Regions from separate parts of the Homo sapiens genome. Here all the other regions are linked to region 2. Evidence: read pairs that join two places in POLR2A ChIA-PET (ENCODE). Cell type or tissue: endothelial cell of umbilical vein. All regions are shown on one strand. Links, peaks and the distances in the headings refer to the core of each region. The heading gives the core; the rest is flanking DNA.

What was found. ChIA-PET counts read pairs that join two places held together with the same protein. Peaks named below come from ENCODE experiments on the same cell type or tissue, not always from the same donor. Only the 100,000 strongest peaks of a DNase experiment are listed, where the experiment ranks them.
Region 1: POLR2A ChIA-PET joins it to region 2 with 5 read pairs; 2 of 35 experiments call an interaction of 5 or more read pairs at or near these places.
Region 3: POLR2A ChIA-PET joins it to region 2 with 5 read pairs; 3 of 35 experiments call an interaction of 5 or more read pairs at or near these places.

Annotation. Positions count from the first base shown.
Region 1 is chr18:58,224,680-58,230,677 of GRCh38, reverse strand. The region is part of intron 2 of NEDD4L (NEDD4 like E3 ubiquitin protein ligase); the gene reads right to left. Among named protein-coding and RNA genes, the nearest start is that of NEDD4L, 180 kb to the right of the region's middle. RefSeq lists an enhancer at 5,429-5,528. In endothelial cell of umbilical vein, for the core only: no CTCF peak of the experiment used is centred there; no DNase peak of the experiment used is centred there.
Region 2 is chr18:57,672,077-57,678,074 of GRCh38, reverse strand. ATP8B1 (ATPase phospholipid transporting 8B1) reads left to right here. Exons shown (of 28, transcript NM_001374385.1): 16 at 3,053-3,241. Among named protein-coding and RNA genes, the nearest start is that of ATP8B1-AS1, 45 kb to the right of the region's middle. In endothelial cell of umbilical vein, for the core only: no CTCF peak of the experiment used is centred there; a DNase peak (open chromatin) is centred at 2,954; H3K27ac peaks cover 1,556 bases.
Region 3 is chr18:57,817,600-57,823,597 of GRCh38, reverse strand. No RefSeq gene overlaps it. Among named protein-coding and RNA genes, the nearest start is that of ATP8B1, 17 kb to the right of the region's middle. RefSeq lists a silencer at 354-554. In endothelial cell of umbilical vein, for the core only: no CTCF peak of the experiment used is centred there; a DNase peak (open chromatin) is centred at 3,377; H3K27ac peaks cover 2,097 bases.

The DNA of each region.
Region 1 (5,998 bases), core at 2,285-4,784, 550 kb before region 2:
TTCTTCGGAAACAGGGTCTTCACAGAGGTAATCGAGTTCAAATGAGGTCACCAGGCACAGTGGCTCATGCCTGTAATCTCATACCTGATAATGAATAACTAGATGCAGAATTTATTTTCCACATAAATCTAATTTTCTTGAACTTGCTTCATTTTCCTCTTTTCTATAATGTAGGAAACACAGGGTCATTTCACATAGTGTCTTGAGTTATAAGCTCACATACACTCAAAGAAACAACAAAATGATTAAAAAAAAAAAAAGAAGAAGCTTCACAGTGAACCTCACTTCCGCAACATCACCTGATACCAAAAACTGAAATCATAAGCCACTTTCGATTAACTAAAAGCATGAACATATTAACTGACTTATAGAGTTGATATCCTTGTGTGTTAAAAACAAATATTCAAATCAAAAGAACACAAGAAATACTAATGTTTGAGGACTAACTTTGGGAGGAAATAATAAAACATTTAATTCCAGAAACCTGATGAGGCTGTTAGTAATCACTTATAAACTGAAAGGGGAGTTCACATTTAAATATAGATCTTCAGCTCACTATGCACCATTATAATTTTTGTTTCCAGTTGCTTACATTCTTAGCGTCATTTTTCATGCTTTTTCATGTCTGCTGTTGATATTTTTCCAACCTGAAAAAGCTTTCCTTTTTTGTTTGTTTGTTTTGTTTTTTTGAGACAGAGTCTCACTCTGTCGCCCAGGCTGGAATGCAGTGGCACGATCTCGGCTCACTGCAACCTCCGCCTCCTGGGTTCAAGGGATTCTCTTGCCTCAGCCTCCGAGTAGCTGGGACTACAGGTGCCCGCCACCACGCCCAGCTAATTTTTGTATTTTTAGTAGAGACGGGGTTTCACCATATTGGCCAGGATAGTCTTGATCTCCTGACCTCACGATCCGCCCGCCTCGGCCTCCCAAAGTGTTGGGCTTACAGGCATGAGCCACCGCGCCCAGCCGAAAAAGCTGTCTTTAAATGAAGTTGTATAAGCCTCAATCTAGATATGAATCTTCACATACAAAATAAACTATTAAACAGCTCTCAATAACAAGGATTGAGAAAACATTCATTGTGATTAACCTCAAATTTTTGTGCAGCTGACGTGGAATGAGATAATATTAAAGAGCAATGACAATTATATTAAGTACTGCCACTTGGGGATACAGCGAGCATTAGCACAAACAGAGACATGAGCTCCCCCCCAGCTAGGTTATTAGGGGACAAAATGTGTGATAGATCACCGCAGGCAATGTGAGAGTGCACAGGGACTTTGTTACCGTGCCATCTGCTATGCTGGGGCAGCAGTTTGAAACCTGAGCAACTAATGTCCCGGGAGCATGCCTACCTGCAGCGTGGCTCCTTACAAATGAGCCCAAGTCCTAACCAGACATGTGCCATCTCAATGTAAGAAATGGCATTTGTGTGGAAACAACTATGTATTCTAGCCAAATATCACTAATGAATTGCTAATGACATTGACACTGTATATATTCTGCAGTCCATAATTCTGAAAAAGTTCTAAAAGGTAAATAGGTCCTATAAAAAACACCAAAGGAAAAGGGAAAAAAATCACCCTCTTCCATGGTTAGCAAAGTCGTTTTACCGCAGAGCAGTGTTCTAGCACTTCACGTGCACAGGGATTGCCTGGGATCTGGTTAAAATGTAGTCTGATTGGGTAGTTGTGAGCCGCGCCTCGAGAATCTGCATTTCTAACAAGCTCCCTGGTGATGCCAGTACAGCTGGTGGGAGTAGCAAGACTCTAAAGAAGCTCAAATACCACTCACTTTGCAAAGAATTCCAAGTGTGGAAGAGTGCATGGGCTTTCCCATAAAGAACTGAGACTTTAGGAATATCAAGTTGTATGTGGATACTCCCCAACGCTCATCCTGGGCCTCTTTTCACACTGCAGCTTTCCTTGGAGGGGGCTCACACCCTGCCTCCACACAGACCTCCCTGACTATTAAAGGCCAGGACCTCAGGCTTGAGCACCAGGCAAGCAAATGAGGGCCCCCTCCGGCCATCCCAACCTCACTGATTAAGCACCTTGAGGAGAAAATTCACGGAAAGTCCCAACCTCGCCTTTTCCGTATCTTGTCAATGCAGCCAAATTATTAATCAAATAGCCTATGCCTCACCCACTCTGCACTGGTTCTTTGTAACCTACAACGAACTATTGTGGCATACACGGTCTGCCCAGCTCTGGCCCTATTCCATGTGCCTTATACATGTCACCAAGTGGAGTGACTATGACTTTTAGTTCTCAGAGCACAGCATGCTTTCTCCTCTGCTAGAAATGTCCTGCCCCCCACCTGGCATGCACGTAACGTTAAAACAAGCTCCAGTGCCTCTGGGAAGGCTTCCTGGCCCTCAAGCTCCACTCCTGTTGGCAGAAGCCTATCAGTAGCGCAGTTGTTTACTTATGTGTCCATTTCTGCTATTGGTCTGGAAGCTCCTTGCGAACAGGGCCATGCCTTGGTCACTTGTGTGCATCACATTCCAGTCACACAGTGGGTCTGCAACAAAGGTTGCTTTACAGGGCACTGAGATGGCCCTAGGGTAGGTTAGGCAAATGGGACATGGGGGTAATGGCTGGAGTGGGGTAGGGTAAATCTTGAGATTTATGGTAAGTAGATACTGGAAAATATCTGTCCATCGTGAAGCATACACTTTTCACATGCTGGGCAAGAGCCAGCTCTATTATTTTAAGGTGTAATACTGCTCAAATTTGGGGTAAATTGGATAGAAATAAAATAGCCTTACTTGCTATTATCAGACTCACACTTGGTTATTTTTCTGATGTCACGACCAAAAAAAAGTTCAACAGCAATGGAGCAGAAGCTGAAAGAGAAGGATAATCTGCTCTTAGGGAGTTTGAACAAGAGGCAATTAATAAAGGATTAAGCTAAGTAAAACCACAGCAGAACACGTAACTGCAGCATGTTGAACACTGAAAACCAGAGGGGCAATTAGGTAGGAAAAACCCACAGTGGGTAAAACACTCACTGGGTCAATGAACAACAGTAGGAACTTCGCGAGGCTAATCCCTTGTGGACAGACCTCTTTCTAGAAGAGAAGCAAGGAAAGCAGACTCCAGCCCTTAGACAGAGCATGCAGGGACGTCTGGTAATTCGACTGACCGCACAGTCCTAAGAATCACCCAGCGAATTCCATTTTACTAATGTGTAAAGGTGGGATGAGGTGACCTGCAGACAACTCACCTCCAAATACTGACAGCTCAGAAGAAACCACAGCCTCCACACTGACCAAAATCACGATCAGGAGGTCCTTCAGGACACCCCCAGGAAGACTGCCTGGAGACTCCCTCACACAGACCCTCCTAAGTCTCCGGGGTCTGCTTTTTTCTCCCATTTCTTCATTCAACAAGTTGTCACTGGCACCACTACATGTCTGGCATGGTTGTTTTAGGCACCTGAGATATGCCAGTGAAGAAAACAGACAAAACGCTCTACCTCTGCGGAGCCTACATTTTACCAAGGGGAGACAGGTAGCAAACAATCCAGAATAAATTACTAAAGTTCACAGTGTTAGAAGATGATAAAAACTAAAGAGACAAGAAGCACAGCAAGGAGGACTGATGTGGGGACGTGGAGGCAGATACAGGCTGCAGGGTAGGCAGCTTTCTGATTTTGTGATATCTGTGAGTAGCCACTTGAAGGAAATTAATATCGTTCACTGGAGAGGCAGACTCTAACAAAAATATAACAATTGCATATTTGACAAAGATCAGGTTTTTTTTTTTAACGGATGGCTTGGTTGATTTGATCTAGGGTAACACAGCGGCATCACAGAGGGCATGCGCTCTGGAGTCTGACACACCCTGGTTTGTTTTCTAGCTCTGCCATGTGCAACTAAAAACAACTGGATGTCATCTCTGTCAGCTGTAGCAGTGAGGCCTCATGAGATGAGAGGTTTGTACACCCTCTAGCACAGTGCCCAGCACTTGGTGAGCCGAGGCTATTAGCACTGCTCAGACTTAAGACCACAGTAGGTCCCAAAGCCTTCCCTGTCCCCAGGCACAACACAGGAACTCATGCCCCTGCTCACTTGAGAAGCTCAGAAAAGACAGAAAAGCTTTAAGAAATTTAGGAAGTAATAGAATGGTCTCATGACTGTGTTGCTCTGCATATGCGTTCACATTCGTCCCTCCCCCTCAGTATTTATCCTTTAGTTGCAAAACATCATTTGCCAGGCCTGGTTTGATGGATTACTATAATCAATTTTGACTTGGGGGTCAGGGGAGAAAACATAGAGCTCTGCTATTGGAGGTCACTTAATTTAACACAATTGCATTTGGCAAATGACAAAGCTGGGAGATAAAGGGCACTTTTGCCTTCAATGGTGCAGCCTCAAGTTCAGGCCTTTACTTCTAAGTCTAAACTACTATACCTCTTAGAGGGCAGAATAATTAATTCTCTCTGAGGATATTCCATAGGCGTGGATATTCCTAGTTTCCAATATTGATTAGATGAGAAGAGACTTGAGTATCTTTGATGAGTGGAAATATTTTTTTCCAGGAAATATCCATTCATTCTGCTCCAAGATCAATGGCCACTTACCCTTCTATACATAAGAGTTTATAGCTTTCTATGATAATGATGTTTCTAAAGATTTCTAAAGGTTGGTTTTCTTGTTTTCTTTTAACCACTAACCTAGTGTCAGCCGCAACTTCCATATTAACTGCAAGTAGACACACTGGAAAATGTTAGGAGATACCATGGCAGAAGAAAACAAAACTGTGCTGTTTTATAAAAGATCATCCACCCATGTAATTGTGATGGCCTTACCCTGATTTCTTTATGTCCCTCAACACTACTACTAATTCTATTATCAGTTGACTTGGCTATTATGGGTCTCCTCCACCAGGCTGAAGTTCCCTGCAAGCAGAGAGGTAGGTGGTCACAGATGGCTGTGCAGGCCACTGGCTCCGGACCTAATAATGTGCCCTTGGCCTCTTCTATTTGCACTGGTATCTCGAGCAGTGGTCCCTGATGGGCTTGGTACATATTTGCTGAATAAATGAATTTCACCTTAAGGTTGGGAGGCCACTTAGACTCTAACTGGTGCATTTGCCATTTGGGAGCTTGCAAGCTGTATTTTACCTTGCCCACACTTCTCCCCTTTCTTAAAAAATAAGAAGCAAAGCCAAATATAGATGTGCGCAAGCATAACAAAAAGGAAATTTAATTGTGAAGCGGATAAAACCCAGCATCAGGCAGATGAAGCGGCTGGGGCTGCTCCCTGCCCAAGGCGGGACAGTGGGTTCCCCGCCCACATTGCTGAGCTGAATCTCACTGTTGAGTTTCTGGGGTTTTTTCCCTAACCTGGTTATTGCTAAACTGAGATGCTGGCTTTGTCATCAAAGCTTTCAGTTCTGTGTCATGCTCAAGATCAACTTTTAATGGCAATATCTCTAAAAAGGGATAAATGCATCATCTCTCCAGGGACCTGCAGTTCCACACGGGTGACAGGGCCCTGACTGTGTCTTGTCTTCTCATTCTCTTCCCCCCCAATACCCCTTTCTCTCTGACATTTGTACTCTTCAGCTTTCATAATATTTCAAGCTAAGTGACTTTTTTTTCCAGACACAGAGCATTCCTCTGCCATACACACAGAGAAACCACTCACCTGGAGTGGGTGGCCCCTATCAATAAACAAATAATTTAAAGAAAATAAATTTTTTTAAACCAAAATTAAGGGGCATTTTCCCAATCTGATCACCATCCTCATTCAGACCAATGCTTCAAGACTGTTAAAGTACATATTTAAATATAAATAAACAAATCAAGTGAAAACAAAAGTAACAGGAAAAGAACAATCTGACTTAAGGAAAAAATGTAGCTCAACAAAAACAGACAAGTGAAAGGGAGAAGGAGTGCCCCTCAATGTCTAGCACAAGAGACACTTAGGAAATATTTGGTAACTGACTAAAAGAATAAAGAGAAGACAACTTGTTTTCAAGTAATGAAC
Region 2 (5,998 bases), core at 1,963-4,462:
CAAGTGTCTTCCAGCAGTCATAAGGTTGGAATTTGGACCAAGTCACTGACGTTCTTCCCATCTCTGTTAGTCTGCAATTCTGTGATTCCATTATCAGAAGGTAATGGAAAACATTTTTTTTTCTTTAATGATAAAAATATCAAGGTGTTTGCTCTAGATATGAGTGTCTTACTTGTGGGAACTTTACCACTTTTTATTATTTTGTTCCTTTTCTCTGCTGGAAATGCGTTTGCTGTCAATATTATGCCATATATCGCTGTGCCAACTTAAGTTGCCGAAGGGAAAGGCTTTGTTCTCACCGCTGCTGATTTGTCTCTGGTTAAATAGTTTGCCCTCTAGCATTTGTATATGATTGCTAGATGGCCGGATTTAGGAAGTGCGTTTATAGCTTCTAGTGAATGACTTTCTGAGTGAACAAATACAGAGAGACCCTAAGTGTCATCTTTAATTATTAATTAGGAAGTGATTAATATTGACTTAAAAAGTGAATCCTCTGAGCCAATTGTGAAGGAAGGAAGGAAGGTGTGTTTAGCTCTCTCTGCCACCGTTACCCCAGAGCACCAACCATTCCAAGTGAGGCTGCTCATGCATCTGTGGCCTTCATCCTGGTCAAAGTATTTTGGAAAACTAAATGCTCTTTCTGTCCAAAGTCATCTGGCCACGGAAATGCTTTTCCTTCTATTTTGAGACAAAATAACTAGAGTAGAAAAATAGAAGATCTTGGGTAGGCAGAGTATTTTTTAAACTTTTTATTGAAGTACAACATGTGTATACAGAGATATGTACGTATCATAAGTATATAACTCAATGAATTTTCACAAACCAATACTCTTGTAATGAGCACCCAGATTTTTAAAAAAGAACATTATCAATCCCCCTAGAATTCCCTTTACATTCCTTTCCAGTGATTACAAGAAAAGTACTTTCCTGACTACGAATAACACAGGTTAGCTCTGTCAGTTTTTTGGCTTATTTCAGTGGAATCATGTAGCATATGTACTCTTTTGTGTATCTGGCTGTGAGATTTATTCCTCTTCTTATTGGTTTTTTCTTTTTTCCTAAAAGAGACTGCATCTTGCTCTGTCAGCCAGGCTGGAGTGCAGTGGAATATCAAAGCTCACTGTAACCTCACACTCCTGGGCTCAAGTGATCCTCCTGCCTCAGCCTCCTGAATAGTTGCAATTATAGGCACGTGCCACTGAACCTAGCTTATTCTTATTGTTGAAATGTAGTTGTGAATAGAAGACAATTTTCCATTATTTAACTTTTAAACATTAAGATATCGGATAGTGATCAAACTAAGGTTGGTTGGTTTGTTTCAACTTTTCTTTCTTTCTTTTTTTTTTTTTTTTTTTTTGAAATGGAGTCTCGGTCTGTCACCAGGGTGGAGTGCAGTGGCGAGATCTCGGCTCACTGCAACCTCCACCTTCTGGGTTCAAGTGATTCTCCTGCCTCAGCCTCCCGAGTAGCTGGAACTATAGGCACGTGCCACCATGCCTGGCTAATTTTCTGTGTTTTTAGTAGAGACAGAGTTTCACTGTGTTAGCCAGGATGGTCTCCATCTCCTGACCTCATGATCTACCTGCCTCAGCCTCCCAAATTGCTGGGATTACAGGCGTGAGCCACTGCACCCAGCCTGTGTGGTTTTTTTTTCTTTTTTTTTTTAATAAGGAGAATATAGCTATGGTAAAGAAAAAATAGCCTGGGCAACATGGTGAGATCCTGTCTCTACAAAAAATACAAACATTAGCTGGGCGTGGTGATGTGCGCCTATAGTCCCAACTACTCAGGAAGCTGAGGTGGGAGGATCACTTGCGCCTGAAGCGATCAAGGCTGCAGTGAGCTGAGATGGTGCCACTGCACTCCAGCCTTGGTGCCAGAGTAAGACTGTCTCAAAAAAACAAAAAAGAAAGAAAGAAAGAAAACATACTTTTTTAGAGGGAAGATAAACTGGTACAACCTTCTTGGAAAACAAATTAGTATTGTATACCAATGAGTTTTAAAATTATCAGTGTTCTCTGGCTCAGTATTTTCCTAATAGGAATCTGCTCTTAGAAAATAAGCCAGGGGCCCAGGGGCAGTGGCTCATGCCTGTAATCCGAACACTTTAGGGACTGAGGCAGGCGAATCACTTGAGTCCAGGAGTTTGAGACCAGCCTGAGCAACATGGTGAAACCCCGTCTCTACAAAAAATACAAAAAATTAGCCAGGTGTGGTGGCGTGTACCAGTAATCCCAGCTACATGGGAAGATGAGGTAGGAGGATCACTGAGCCTGGGGAGATTGAGGCTTCAGTGAGCCATGATCGTGCCACTGCACTGCAACCTGGGCAACACGGTGAGACCCTGTTTCAGAAAAACAAGAAAGAAAGAGAATAAGCCAGGTGAGGTGACATGAGCCTGTAGCCCTAGCGACTCATTAGGCTGAGGCAGAAGGATCACTTGGGCCCCGGAGATCAAGAGCAGCCTGGACAACATAGGGAGACCTCTGTCTCTAAAAAGAAAAAAGAAACAGAAAAATCTTTACACACATACAAAAGGGTTATTAAAGTGTGACTTTTTGAGAGTAAAAAAATTTGGAAATTAAGTGTCTGTAATGGGAAAATGATAACATATTTACATTTGTTCAAATGTTTATAAAGAATTTAAAAAGGGATGGCAATATGCTCAGATACAGCATTAAAATAATCAGGATGTAAATGTATATTCAGCTTGATAGAAACAATTTCAGATACAGACATTTTAAAAGGCACTGGAGGGAATGATAAAATGTCAACACCTGTTGTTTCTCCTGTGGATGGTGGGATTATGGGAATTTTCCCTCATTCTCCACCAATGTTTCTTTTTTAGTTTATATTACTGTTTATAAGTCAAGATAAAACAAAGAAGTTTTAATCTTGGCATAACCCTTCCAAGTCAATGACTCGTTTTCCTGGGGATGTTTTGGGCTTTGCAGCCCATCTGACCCCCACAGGAGCCTCAGCAGAGGCCTCAACAATGAGCTCTGCATTTGTTTTTACAGCTTTTCTGGGATTTCTCTCGCTTCCTTGTTAGGTCAGCTCAACTACCAGGCAGCCTCTCCCGATGAAGGTGCCCTGGTAAACGCTGCCAGGAACTTTGGCTTTGCCTTCCTCGCCAGGACCCAGAACACCATCACCATCAGTGAACTGGGCACTGAAAGGACTTACAATGTTCTTGCCATTTTGGACTTCAACAGTGACCGGAAGCGAATGTCTATCATTGGTAAGTCCCCCTCAGAGTCTGTCTATGAATCGCTCATTTAGATGTTGCTTGTGCCCATTGTATTGAGTGGCATCAGGATAAAGCAGCCAGTGAAAGAGCTACTTGGCTCCTGGGAGATTTCTGCAGCTTTACTGAAACTGGTATTGTTGGCTGGGCGTGGTGGCTCACGCCTGTAATCCCAGCACTTTGGGAGGCCGAGGCGGGTGGATCACGAGGTCAGGAGATCGAGACCATCCTGGCTAACACGGTGAAACCCCGTCTCTACTAAAAATACAAAAAAAATTAGCCGGGCGTGGTGGCTGGCACCTGTAGTCCCAGCCACTCGGGAGGCTGAGACAGGAGAATGGCGTGAACCCGGGAGGCAGAGCTTGCAGTGAGCCGACATCGCGCCACTGCATTCCAGCCTGGGCGATAAAGCAAGACTCCGTCTCAAAAAAAAAAAAAAAAGAAACTGGTATTGTTTTCTTCATTCTTCACTGTGTTCCCTACTCAAAGGGGTAGCCACAGTATCTCTGAATCTTGCAAATGCTGCTGACGTTCTTTTTTAATCCCTCTCTTTTTTTTCTTTTCTTTTCTTTTTTTTTTTTTTTTTGAGATGGAGTCTTGCTCCGTCACCCAGGAGTGCAGTGGTGCGATCTCAGGTCACTGCAACCTCCGCCTCCCAGGTTCAAGCGAGTCTCCTGCCTCAGCCTCCTGAGTAGCTGGGATTACAGCTGCTGACATTCTTTAACCACGTGGGCTGCCAGATGCTGAATCTGGGGCAGCAGGTGGAACATTTCTGAAGCAGCAGGTAGACATTTGTAGCAGTCTTTTATTTTAAACAACACATGCTCTTTTATTTTTTGAGCACCTCTGAGTGCTCTCTTCTGTACTTGATGGCAGGGAAGGGAGGACTCAGCAGGAAAAGATTTCTGAGAAAAGCAAAGCTATGCTTATGAATCAAAATCATATCTGCAATGCAGGCACATAACAGACCACCAAGTGAAGATGAAAATCACTTCCTACCACTGAACTGCTTTAAATTCGTAATTTGAAATAATCTCAAACTTATAGAAAAGTTACAAGAATGGTTTAAAGAGCCCTCATACTCTTCCATATCCACCAATTGTTAACATAATGAAATTTCATTTACATATCTCTATATATAGATCTAATATATATCTAATTATATATATGTAATTTCATTATATATACCTATATATATACACACATATATATGTACACACACATACATACAGGTTATTGTTTTCTGAACCATTTGAGAGTAAATTGCGTTAGAAGGAGCAAGATTACATGATAAAAAAAGAAAATAAAAATATAAAAAAGAGAATAAATTGCAGGCCTAATGTCCCTTTCCCCTAAATACTGTACTATATACCATAGTAGGTATTTCCTAAGAACAGAAGCACTCACTTATATATACAGTGCAATGTTCAGAACCAGAAAATTTAACACAGTACAATATTATCTAATCAATAGACTTTATCAGATTTTACCAGGGAGGTTCATTCTTTGTTTTTCTGGTCCAGGATCCAATCTAAGATCACAGGTTATATTAGGTGATCATGACTCTGAGTCAAGGACGGTTCAATCTCTTTTTGATCTTTCATCCATTGATATTTTTAAAAAGCACAGGCTGGTTATTTTATAGGCTATCCCTCCATTTGCGTTTGTCTGATGTTCCCTCATGATTAGAGCTAGGTTACACATTGTTGGCAGGAAGAGTCCGTAAGTGATGCTGTGCTTTTCTTTAAGTATCACATCAGAAGGTGTATACACACACACACATTTATATTTATATATATATACATATATTTATATATGTATATTTATATATACATGTATTTATATATGTGTGTATATATGTAGATATATGTATGTATATATGTGTATATACATGTTATATATATATATATATATATATATATATATATATATATATATATACTTTTTTTTTTTTTTTTTTTGAGACAGAGTTTCACTCTTGCTGCCCAGGCTGAAGTGCAATGGTGCTATCTCGGCTCACTGCAACCTCTACCTCCCTGGTTCAAGTGATTCTCCTGCCTCAGCCTTCTGAGTAGCTGGGATTACAGGCATGTGCCACCATGCCTGGTTAATTTTGTATTTTTAGTAGAAACAAGGTTTCTCCATGTTGGTCAGGCTGGTCTCCAACTGCCGACCTCAGGTGACTGGCCCGCCTTGGCCTCCCAGAGTGCTGGGATTACAGGCGTGAGCCACCCTGCCTAGCCAGAAGGTATATATTATTGGTTTGTCTCATTAATGGGGATGTTAACTTTGATCACTTGGTTAAGGTGGTATCTACAAGCCTTCTCCACTATGATTGAATTTTTAACCAATAAAAATATACAGGTTTAACTATTACACCCTCCTTAGGCACACTTACTGAACGCTTTCTGTGTCCCTTACACAGATCTAGACTGATTATCATGCTTGCCATCTACCTTGATTTAAAATCTGGTTAACAGTGAGGGATGTATTACAATTATTGCATTAATCAAAAAACCCAAAAAAAATGGTCATTAGGAGTGGTGTTGTGGTCGAAGTATTAAAAGCAGTAAGTGTTGTGAGTTCATAGGTGAGAAACTACCTGTTGGTTGGATGGAGAAAAAGTCTACAAAAGAAAGTAACTAGAACATGGCATAGCACATGGTAGGGAGTCAGTAAATATTTGTTGGAAGAATAACTGAGGTTATAAAAAACAGAGCTGACTGTGAAGGAATCTTTTTATATTTATTT
Region 3 (5,998 bases), core at 1,885-4,384, 150 kb before region 2:
TGTGGTTTCAGTGCTAGCTTAGCTGCAGTAGAATAGAGCACCAGATAGATTCCTAAGGTTTCCAACTCCAGGCCCTAGCTCCTGGATAGCATCTCTGGACCCACTCAGGGGATTTGCCACCCCGAAGGGAATGATACAAGGCTGGCTGGCTTCACCATCAGCTGATTAGAGAACTCTAGGGCCTTGAGCGAACGTAGGTCGTGGTTACAGCAAGCCTTGGGCAAGACCCAGTTCTGTGCTGGCTTTTGATCTGACCCAGTACCGTCCCAGTGGTGGTGGCCACAGGGGTGCTTGTGTCACCCCTCCCCTAGCTCCAAGCAGCTCAGCACAGAGAGACAGACTGTTTGTTTGGGAGAAAATAAGGGCAGAGAACAAGAGTCTTTGTCTGGTAATCTAGAGAATTCTTCTGGATCTTATCCAAGACACCAAGGCTTCTATAACTCTGCAAGAACCGTAGTGTTACTGGGCTTGGGGTAGCACCTAATGCAGATACAGCTGCAGTGACCACAAATGTAGATCACAACACCCAAGTCCTTTAGAATACCTGTAAAGCCTTCCTAAGAATGATGAATATAAAGAAACCCAAACTGCAAAGACTACAATAAATATCTAACTCTTCTATGCCTAGACACCAACAAACATACACAAGCATCAAGACCATCCAGGAAAAAGTGACCTCACCAAACAAACTAAATAAGGCACCGGGGCTAATCTTGGAGAGACAGAAATATGTGACCTTTCAGACGGATAATTGAAAATAGCTGTTTTGAAGAAACTCAAAGAAATTCAAGATCACACAGAGAATGAATTCAGAATCTTATCAGATAAATTTAACAAAGGAATTGAAATGATTAAAAAGAATCAAGCAGAAATGATGCCCCAGGAAATAAGTGTTCACTGAGATGAGAAAAGTGTGAAAACACTGAAGGGTTAGAAGAAAAGATAATCCAGATCTGTTGATCCCAACCTTGGCTGCACACTAGAATTACTTGAATTCTAATGTGAGCAGTTGTAAATCCTGATGCCTGGCCACACTAAACCAATCAAATCAGTAATTTTAAAACTCCACAGGTGATTCCAGTGTGCCTGCAGACTTGCCCACCACTGATCCAGAACAGCCCTCCACAAACCTTAACCTGCATATAAATCATTTTCATTTTTTTTTTTTTTGAGGCAGAGTATTGCTCTATCACCCAGGCTGGAGGGCCGTGGCACAATCTTGACTCACTGCAACTTCTGCCTCCAGGGTTTAAGTGATTCTCATGCCTCAGCCTCCTGAGTAGCTGGGATTATAGGTGTGCATCACCGCATCTAGCTAATTTTGATATTTTTAGTAGAGACAACATTTCACCATGTTGACCATGCTGGTCTCAAACTCCTGGCCTCAAATGCTCTTCCCACCTTGGCCTCCCAAAGTGCTGGAATTAGTGGCATGAGCCACCACACCTGGCCTAAGTCATTTGCATTTCTTTCTTTCTTTCCTTCCTTCCTTCCTTCTTTTGAGACAGCGTCTGGCTCTGTCTCCCAGGTTGGAGTGCAGTGGCTTGATCTCAGCTCACTGCAATCTCTGCCTCCTGCTCTCAAGCCATCTTCCCACCTCAGCCTCCTAAGTAGCTGGGATTACAGGCACATGCCACCACATCTGGCTAATTTTTATATATATATATATATTTGTTGTAGAGATGGGGTTTCGCTGTGTTGCCCAGGCTAGTCTTGAACTCCTGAGCTCAAGCAGTCTGCCAGCCTCGACCTCCCAAAGTGCTGGGATTGCAGCCATGAGCCCCCGCATCTGGCCAAGATGCCGCATGTCTAACAAGCTTCCAACTGCTGCTGCTCCTGGTCCAGGGACCATACTTTGAGGAACAAGCCTCAAGAAGGTAGGTGGCAGGCCAAATTGCAATTGATGAACAAGTAGCAGGATAGCAGGCAAGACTTTGAGAAGCATCTTCAGCACATTATTTTTTTATTGTGGGAAAATATACACAACACAAAATTTACCATCACAACCATTATTATTATTATTTTTTAATTTGAGATGGAGTTTTGCTCTTGTTGCCCAGGGTGGAGTGCAATGGTGCAGTCTTGGCTCACTGCAATCTCCACTTCCCAGGTTCAAGCTCCTGCCTCAGTCTCCCAAGTAGCTGGGATTACAGGCGCCCACCACTACACCCAGCTAATTTTTATATTTTTAGTAGAGACGAGGTTTCATCATGTTGGCCAGGCTGGTCTCGAACTCCTGACCTCAGGTGATCCATTCGCCTTGGCCTCCCAAAGTGCTGGGATTACAGGTGTGAGCCACTGCACTGGGCCTCATCTTAACCATTTTTAAGTATACAGTTCAATGACATTAAGTACAATCATGATTGTGCAACCATCACCACCATCCACCTCCAGAAATTTTTCATCTTCCCAAACAACAACTCTGTCCCCATTAAACACGAACTCCCTCTAACCCCTCTCTCTAGCCCAGCAGTCCCCAGTCTTTTTGGCACCAAGGACTGGTTTTGTGGAGGACAATTTTTCCACAAACCAGGGTGGGGGATGGTTTTGGGATGATTCAAGTGCATTACATTTATTGTGCACTTTGTTTCTATTATTATTACATTGTAATATATAATGAAATAATTATACAGCTCACCATAATGTAGAATCAGTGGGAGCCCTGAGCTTGTTTTCCTGCAACTAGATGGTCCCATCTGGGGGTGATGGGAGACAGTGACAGATCATCACTCTCATAAGGAGTGAACAACCTAGATCCCTTGCCTGTGCAGTTCACAGTAGGGTTTGTGGTCCTGTGAGAATCTAATGCTGCAGCTGATCTGACAGGAGGCGGAGCTCAGGCAGTAATGTGAGTGAGACTGGTACTGGTCTGTGGCCTGGGGGCTGGGGGCCTCTGCTCTAGCCTCTGGCAAACACCATTCTACATTCTGTCTCTATGAATTTAACTATTCTAGGGACCTCACAAAAGTGGAATTGTACAGTATTTATCCTTTTGCGACTGGCTTGTTTTACTTAGCATCATGTTCTCAAGGTTCATTCACATGTCAGAATTTCCTACCTGTTTAAGGCTGAATAATATTTCATTGTATACATAGATGCATTATTTTTGAGCAAATTTATCTCTGTAAGAAAAGTGATCAGCTGTTTTGATTATAAAAGAACATACCCAGGGTGCTTCAGAGCAAAGGGAATCTATTAAACAACACCAAAGTCACTTCCCTAAATGGGCTGTCCTTTGTAATATGAAGATGACCTCCTTCTAGGGGTTCTGATCCGCCATCCTTTTCCCGTTCAACGTCAGTCAGGAAGTTCCTGGTTATCAATGGCATAACACGTTAGTTAGCAAGTAGTCAGCTGCTGCACTGTGATGATGAAGCTCAAAGCTAAGCTGCTGGAATAGGGCCAGAGGGATGAGGTCACCAGTGAGCCTGGCTCTCATGCTCTCAGGTGACCTCAAAGTGACAGAGAAGCTTTCGGTGGAAACACCTCAGTGACAACTCTGGGGACAGCACTGGTAATCAGTTTTTCCTGGTAGAGGTACTGCCGCCTCAGAAAAAGGAGGAAAAATAAATCCCCCAAAGGAAACGAACAAGGAGTTCTTTGCTGGACTAAAATGAAAAGGTTGACACCCAAAAATAAAACAATGTGAGAACATTCCAAAGGAAATACCCGGTCTGCATTTAGAAACATGAGAACTTACTTCCAGCAAGCCAGTAAGAACCAAACTGACCACCTGTGGGGAGTTTTTTTTTTTTTTTTATGAGTCTCAAATATAAGGAAGCTTTCCCCAAGGTCCAATCCTGATACAATCTCACCACGATCCCTGCAGTCTGGGGTTGACTTCTTCCTTGGAGCATAAACTTTTTCCCTGTTGCTCTTTTTCTGTGCTTACTTGGCATTTGTGAAGAAGGACTTATCTAGTTAGCGCTTGAACAGGAGGGAATTTTCTGCTCTGTATTCCAGAAACAGCCTGGCAGGATCTTAGATCTGAGAATTCAATGGGTCTGGGATGGAATGCTTCCTCTGCTACTCAGTATCTTTAGACAAGTTATTTATTTATACTACCACAGTTTCATTTATCTCATTGGTAAAATGAAGCTGAAGATAACTTCCACATAGGATTATCATAACGATGACACAAGATAGTCTTTATAAAAGTGTCTGGTCAATTTTCAAAAAAAGACATTTATGCAACCAACAAACACATGAAAAACAGCTCAACATCACTGACCATTAGAGAAACGCAAAAGAAAACCACAATGAGATACCATCTCACACCAGTCAGAATGGTAATTGTTAACAAATCAAGAAACAACAGATGCTGGCGAGGCTGTGGAGAGATAGGAACACTTTTGTATTCTTGGTGGGGAAGTAAATTAGTTCAACCATTGTGGAAGACAGTGTGGTGAGTCCTCAAAGACTTAGAACTAGAAATACCATTTGACCCAGCAATCCCATTACTGGGTATATACCAAAAGGAATATAAATCATTCTATTATAAAGATACATGTGTGCATATGTTCACTGCAGCACTATTCACAATAGCAAAGACATGGAATCAACCCAAATGCCCATCAATGATAGACTGGATAAAGAAAATGTGGTACATATACACCATGGAATACTATGCAGCCATAAAAAGGAACGAGATCATGTCCTTTGCAGGGACATGGATGGAGCTGGAAGCCATTATCCTCAGCAAACTAACGCAGGAACAGAAAACCAAACACTGGGTGTTCTCACTTATAAGTGGGAGCTGAATAAAGAGAACACATGGACACAGAGGGGAACAACACACACCAGGGCCTGGTGGTGGGGCAGCAGTGCTGGGGCTTGGGGTGGGGGGGCAGGAGGAAGGAGATCATCATGGTAAATAGCGAATGCATGCTGGGCTTAATACCTAAGTGATGCGTTAACAGGTGCAGCAAACCACCATGGCACACATTTACCTATGTAACAAACCTGCACGTCCTGCACATGTATCCTGGAATTTAAAATAAAATTTTAAAAAACTAAAAAAATTAATCAATAAAAGTGTCTGGTTACAGGGCACACTATAAATGTTGGTATGGATGTCCTTTCTGTATTTCTAATCCAGGCACTGTTAGGTAGAGGGAAACCAATGATGAGCATAAGTAGACAATGCCCACCCTCAAAGAGCTTCCAGTGTAGAAGGGAGACAGAGTGGGAAAGGAACAGAGTGATATGAGAATTATGAGAGCTATGATGAGGCTCCTTTGGCAAAGGTTTCTCCTGGAAGAGACCACTGACCTGCAGCCTGGAAGGTAAACTGGCCTTAACCAGGTGAGCGATAAGGCCTGTTCCAGGCCAAGGCCTCAAGGTGGCAAGTGACAGTGTTTGAGAGAAGACAGGATAGCTGAAGCCAAAAGAGAGAAGTTGAAACAGAGTGGAGGGAAGTGCCAGACTGGGCAGAGTGTTGATAGCCATGCCAGGTAGCTTTGTCTTTATTCTAAGATCACGGGAAGTCCTTGGGGGCGGGCAGTCACTGTTGAAGGCTAACATTTCACTTTTGGAAAGCTCCTTGGTCCCAGAGACAGACGGTGGCAGACCGGGATGGTGATGATAGAGATGGAGACAAGAAGATGGATTGGGAGCTTTGGGGGCCATAAAACCATGGGTTTCACATGGTATTTGCTCTAGACGCATTTGGAGAATAAATTGACGAATAGGATTGATGACTGACCCAGACATCAGTCTGAGACACAGGAAAAGTGGTGTGTGTATAATTTGGCTATAACCAGGAATGAAGGAGTGTGCACAGCTTGAATGAGCCCCAAAAACATTCTGCTGCGTGGAAGACATCAGTGACAGTGACAAAGGACCATGTAAGTGATTCCATTTCTATGAGATGTTAAGAATAGGCAAAAACTATTGAGATAAAGGAAATCAGTGGTTGCCAGGGTTGGGGAAATTGAGGGGTGACAGCCAAAGGGTATGGGGTTTCCTCCTGAAGCGATGAAAATGTTTTAAAATTGAT